Linked DNA regions of Homo sapiens: region 1 is linked to region 2. Evidence: read pairs that join two places in POLR2A ChIA-PET (ENCODE). Cell type or tissue: Caco-2. All regions are shown on one strand. Each heading gives the region's core, and the rest is flanking DNA. Links, peaks and the distances in the headings are about the cores only.

Evidence for each region. ChIA-PET counts read pairs that join two places held together with the same protein. Peaks named below come from ENCODE experiments on the same cell type or tissue, not always from the same donor. Only the 100,000 strongest peaks of a DNase experiment are listed, where the experiment ranks them.
Region 1: POLR2A ChIA-PET joins it to region 2 with 10 read pairs; 2 of 35 experiments call an interaction of 5 or more read pairs at or near these places.

Annotation. Positions count from the first base shown.
Region 1 is chr2:29,201,019-29,203,933 of GRCh38, forward strand. All of the region lies in intron 26 of ALK (ALK receptor tyrosine kinase), which reads right to left. Among named protein-coding and RNA genes, the nearest start is that of CLIP4, 87 kb to the left of the region's middle. In Caco-2, for the core only: no CTCF peak of the experiment used is centred there; a DNase peak (open chromatin) is centred at 1,180.
Region 2 is chr2:29,345,591-29,348,505 of GRCh38, forward strand. All of the region lies in intron 5 of ALK (ALK receptor tyrosine kinase), which reads right to left. The region is part of intron 3 of LOC101929386 (a long non-coding RNA gene); the gene reads left to right. Among named protein-coding and RNA genes, the nearest start is that of CLIP4, 230 kb to the left of the region's middle. In Caco-2, for the core only: no CTCF peak of the experiment used is centred there; no DNase peak of the experiment used is centred there.

The DNA of each region.
Region 1 (2,915 bases), core at 233-2,732, 140 kb before region 2:
AGCTGTTCTGTATCAGCCTTTAAAAGCTACATTTTTCTCCTTAATCATAACCTGAAAGGAGGTTATGATTAAAGAAAAAAAAAAACATTGTGGAAGATGGTCTCCAGGTGTGATAGAGGTTATGCTCTTAGGAAAAATGGGAGCCAAAAATTAATATCTTTAAATGTCCATCCAGTGGATTCCAAGATCTCATACACCAAGATCTCATACAGTTCTCTGATCTTTAGTTTCATCTATCAGATGCCCACTCATTAGCTTCACTGGCCTATTTTAATAGGCAACTCAAATTTAACATGCCCAAACGGAACTCCTTCTGAACCCACACCATCTCCTCTTTCATTCTTTCCCAACTCAGCAGCACCTCTGGTTATGCATTTGTTCAAGCCCAAAACCCAGGAGTCATCCTTGACTCCGTTATCCCACACCCCTCCACTTCCCATCCAACAGTCAGCAGTCCTGTTAACTCTACATTCAAGATAGATCTTGAGGCCGGGCGCTGTGGCTCATGCCTGTAATCTCAGCATTTTGGGGTCTGAGGTGGGCGGATCACTTGAGGTCAGGAGTTCGAGACCAGCCTGGCCAACGTGGTGAAATCCCGTCTCTACTAAAAATACAAAAATTAGCTGGGTGTGGTAGCACGCGTCTGTAATCCCAGCTACTTGGGAGGCTGAAGTGAGAGGATTGTTTCAACCTAGGAGGCGGAGGTTGCAGTGAGCTGAGATGGCGCCACTGTACTCCAGCCGGGGCGACAGAATGACAGTCTAAAAAAAAAAAAAAAAATCTTGAATCTGACTACTTTGCGCTACCTCCACTGCCACCACCAAGCCACATCGCTCTCCTGTTTCTCTCAGCTAGCAATGTGCAGGATTTTCTTAACTGGTTTCTTTCTTCACTTACCCACCTCTAGTGTAAATTCAGTGGCAGAGAGATTTTTTTTATAAAGCAAAGATCATATCACACTCCTGCTTACAACCCTTCAACCGGCATCCCATGGTGTTTAGAATAAAATCCACATCCCCCATCTGAGTTCCAAGGCCGTCTGTGTTCTGACCCATCCCTTCCACCCCTATTGGCCCTGGGCTCCCTTAGCTCCGACCATCAGGACTTGATTTCATTCCTCAGCAAGCAAGCTAGGCTCCTTCCTGCCTCTGGCTGTTCACACTGGCTTTTCCTGCAGTCTGGAAAGCCTTTCTCTCAGATCTTTCCAAGGCCTGCCCTTTCTTTCAGGTATTGAAGTTACCTCCGGTAAGGAGCTTCCCCCCGCCCACCTTTGCCAAAAAAACCCCAGCTCCTCCTCTTTCTGCCTGATTGTCTTAGAGCACTTCCTAATCCTTGCAGCTATATAATTTGTTTAAGCATTCCAATTGTGAAACAGTCAAAACTTTAAAAAGGAACAGAGTTATCTATGTATCTAGATGTTAATCTTTTGTCTTATTCTTGTCAGCTCTCCCTTTCTTTATGAAGACTTAGAGACAGAAAGACCCCACCTCCCTCTCTCTGCTCTCCTGAAGTTAGACTGTATCCTACAATTGTATGTTTCACATTTTTAAACAATGCGTGAAAGCGCAAACGATACTGTGTTATAGACATTTTTTATATTGTAAAGTTATACATAAATGATATCCTACTCCTTTTTGTAATTTGCTTTTTCCCCACTGAACACTGTTTTTGAGATTTATCTATGTTGATATATGTAGGTTGTCTTCTTTTATACTGCGGAATAGTTTTCCATGATGTAAGTAAACCACAGTTAATTTTTCCATCTCCTAGTTGAGGGGTAGTTGGGTTGGGTTTTGTTTTTATTTTTGTTTTTGTTTTGCTTTTTCTCTATTGTAAACAATGTTGCAAGTGAACATCCAGCGCCCAAGTCTATTTGTGTCATCTTCTCTCTAATGTATTTACTTAAAAATAGGAGCGTTAGGTCACAGGATGTGTGTGTGTTCAGGACAATTACTTAATTGCTTAAGTTATTCTCTGTCTCTGGATCCCCTGGGTTGCTGGTGCTCTAACTTCCCTGCATATCAGAATCATCTGATAAAACACAGATTGCAGAGTCCCACCCCTAGAGTTTCTGTTGTATTAGGCCTGAGGTGGGGGCCGAGGATTCGCAGTTCCCAGGTGGTGCTGATGGACCACACTTAGAGATCCACTGGGTTAGGTTAAAACCAAATCTCACTGGTGTAAAAACAACAAAGGCTCTTGCTCTCATTATCTAATGCTGGTCAGAAAGGCAGCTCTGACTATTTGTGGCCGCACCATCTTATGACATGATCTCAGCTCCAGGCTTTCAAAATGTGGAGGTTTTTCATTCTTGCATTGTCTTCTTATGTTTCCTGTGGTGCTGTTAAGCAATTTGATGCCATTTGGATTCCTTATCTTTTATCTCTATTATTTTTTACTATTAATTTTTAAATTTTCTTTGTGGAAGTTTGCAGGATCTTTATCACCATTGGCCTGAGGATGTGCCTTTTTTTTTTTTTTTTTTTTTTTTTTTGTGAGACAGAGTCTTGCTCTGTCGCCCAGGCTACAGTAATCTCAACTCACTGCAACCTCCGCCTCCCAGGTTCAAGCAATTCTCTGGCCTCATCCTCCCAAGTAGCTGGGATTACAGGCACCCGCCACCACGCCCAGCTAATTTTTGTATTTTTAGTAGAGACGGGTTTCACCATCTTGGCCAGGCTGGTCTCGAACTCCTGACCTCATGATCCACCTGCCTCGGTCTCCCAAAGTGCTGGGATTTCAGGTGTGAGCCACTGCGCCCGGCCGAGGATATGCCCTTTTTCCCCATGGTGATTGGCACTTGGTGAATTCTTTCATTCTGGAAATTTATGTCCTGTGCTAGGAAATCTTGAATGATTGCTCTGCTGTCTTTATTCTCTTCATTTCCTCTGTTCCTTCTCTCTGGGACTCCTATT
Region 2 (2,915 bases), core at 245-2,744:
AAGACCTTTGAACCCCAAGGTTCCACTTTTAGGAAACTTCCTTGAGGAAATAGAGTTATCAGACGCTTAGATCTAAAAAAACTCATAGCAGATTATAATACCATGAAAGCAAAAACAAAGAAACAACATCCCCACAGACAGGGAAACAGTAATAAAAGCTCGTACCCCTGTGTCACACAAGGGTGTTTTTGAAGAACCCTTATTAACATGAGAAAATTTTCATAATAAATTAACTAAAAAGAAAACCAACCAGCCAACCAAACAAGCCCAATGCACCTGTATCTAAGACTGTTGGAACAGCATAGCAAAATCCATTTATATACACAGAAAGGAAAACTAGAAGGAATGTATGTCAAATTGTTAACCATAGTTATCTCTAAGGGAGAGGATTATGAATGCTTTGAGCTCTCTTTTCTAAACCTTTCTGAATTTCTGTGTCCTATAATGGACATATATAACTTTTACAATCAAAAAAAGGAAGTAAATTTCTCTAAAAGAAGCATGAGTGAGTCAGTCCTTCTTTTTCCTTCCTAGGCTGATGCTTACATTCTGACGACCCCAATTCACCCTGTTTCTATTCCAATACATGACCTGTATTTCTATTCACAAAACTCTTCCAAGCCCTTTCATGTCCACTATCTCATTAGTTTCTCTCAATCAATCCAGGAAGCAGGCAGGGTGAGGATTGCGTCTATTTTCAGAGGGGAAAAAAAGATCCACAGGAAGGTACCAATTGAATGCAGTCTGCTTTATTTTCAGAGATCCACAGCTCATTCACACCCCTGACCCACTCCCTACAGCATCCTGCAGAATCAGGGCTGGTCCAAGTGTGGACAGCCATGGGGATGGGGAGACAGACCTTACCCAGGCCTGGGCCACCAAGCTGTTGGCATCTCTCAGGGCCACCAGCATCCCCGAAATGCCCACCAGGCTGGGGCGAGGTTTCTGAATCACACTGTAGACCCATATTTCTGACAGAGGCACAAATTGCTACTTCGTTTCACAGTGAATCTCAACATCTGATTTCCATTGACAGTTAAATTAACAAATCAACTAAATACCGATATGTTTTATGTCCCGTCTTATGCCAGATTTATTGTGATCCCGGCATGACACAATGCAGAAGAGTTTGGATTTACTGGCTCAGGGGTAAACTGTAGATTATTCACTGCGTCCATTTCACTGGCTGAACCAGGAAGCAATTCCTGGGTCCATCTGTCAGAATCTCTGAACTGGGAGGAGGAGAAGAATGAAGCACGGACAGCTGACCAGCCAGGCAGTCCCCAGAGCTGCCATGCACTCTGCAGCACGCTTCCTGGGTCTTCATTCCAATCAGTGGGACAGTTTCACGCATAAATCCTTACCCGATGGTCAGATGTGGTCTCCATCTGCTTTCCTGACCTCACTTGTCTTCTTTAAAGAGCAGCGACTCAGAATAATAAAGATCTTTATTTGCATAGCACTCTCCGTTTTTTGTAGTTCAAGGTACATGATTTCAGTTAATACTGAAAACAACTCTATGACATGGAACTGTCACCCCCATTTATAGATGAGAAAACTGGCTCAAGGTCACATGGGTGGTAAGAGGTAGAGAGGAACTAGAACCGTGGTCTCCTGGCTGCCAGTTCAGGGCTTCTCCTAGAACATTCTAAGAGTGGGGTCTCTGGCCCTGCCTGAGGAGAGAGATCCTGGCCATTCCTCTGAAACTCTGACACCCTCTTTCTGCCTAGAATCTGGTTTTCCAGGTGGGCTACTGGGCTGATGGAGGAGGTGAACCAACTCATTTCCATGAGCACTTGGAGGAACACTGCACAGGACCACTAAATGCCGTCCTTTGGTTTGGATGGGGTGGGGTGTGAATGGTCAGGAAGTGGCAGGGCTCATACTCTGAGCTGCTGGGAGCAGTCTGCCGTTGAGACCTTGGTCTCTTTCATAGAGGACATAGGGGAGATTTAGCTCCAACTTTGTGTCATCAAGCAAAGAATTTGGGAAGTCTGTGTCCTTTCACTTCTTTTTAATTATAAAATAACTGGCTGTATGGTCCCATCCACTCCTAAGATGCAGGGAATACTTGGGCAGTAAAATGAAATGATAGAGATGTATTAGGTGGGGACTCTCCAGCCTGGGAATATTGACTGCTCAGTAAATAAGCAGCTGCCGATCTAGCTCTTTCCATCTGAAGAAAGTGCCTTTCAGGAGGCACAGATAACCTTTGCAACTATAACTGGGATTTACTCTAAGAAAGTAGTTCTCAAACTTTAGCATGCATCAAAGTCATGCTTCTTAACACCCCCGGAGTTTCCGATTCAGTAGATCTAGGATAGAGCTTGATAATTTGCATTTTTAATTATGCAAATTACATTGGTGCTGGTTCTGGGACTACACCTTAAGAACCTCTGCCATGAGGGTTTTGCTGCAAGGGACAGCTGTAGGGGTTTGCTGTGTCTTATTAAAACCTTTCCCATCAACTTGATACAGGCTGAGAACTGGTCTTCAAGGACAACAGGGCTGAAGGAGTTGCTTCTTCTCAGAGACAACATGATCTGTGTCAGGCTGGGCAGGGGTGGAATGCATGAGTTGTAGGATTCTGCCCCTACCCTAGTGAGCCCAAGTTGCTCCATCTCTCCTAGGCTGACTTGGCATACTCGACCCAGCCAGATTGTCCCCCAGGGTGGTCCATCTGGGTCTGCTTATGAGAATGAATGAACTGTGTCTGTAAAGTGCTCACAGCTCTCTGGAGAGGGTATCTTAGCACAATTACCATAATAATAAATGCTTTCTGTTCATTTGGTATTTGTGCATCCTCGGGGCACCCAGGGGCTCAGCTCATTAAGGCTCTACAACTTGGACAAACAGGTTGGTAGGAAGCGAGGTGAGAAGCTGGCCTTGTATCAATAGTGTCATTCCATGTTTAA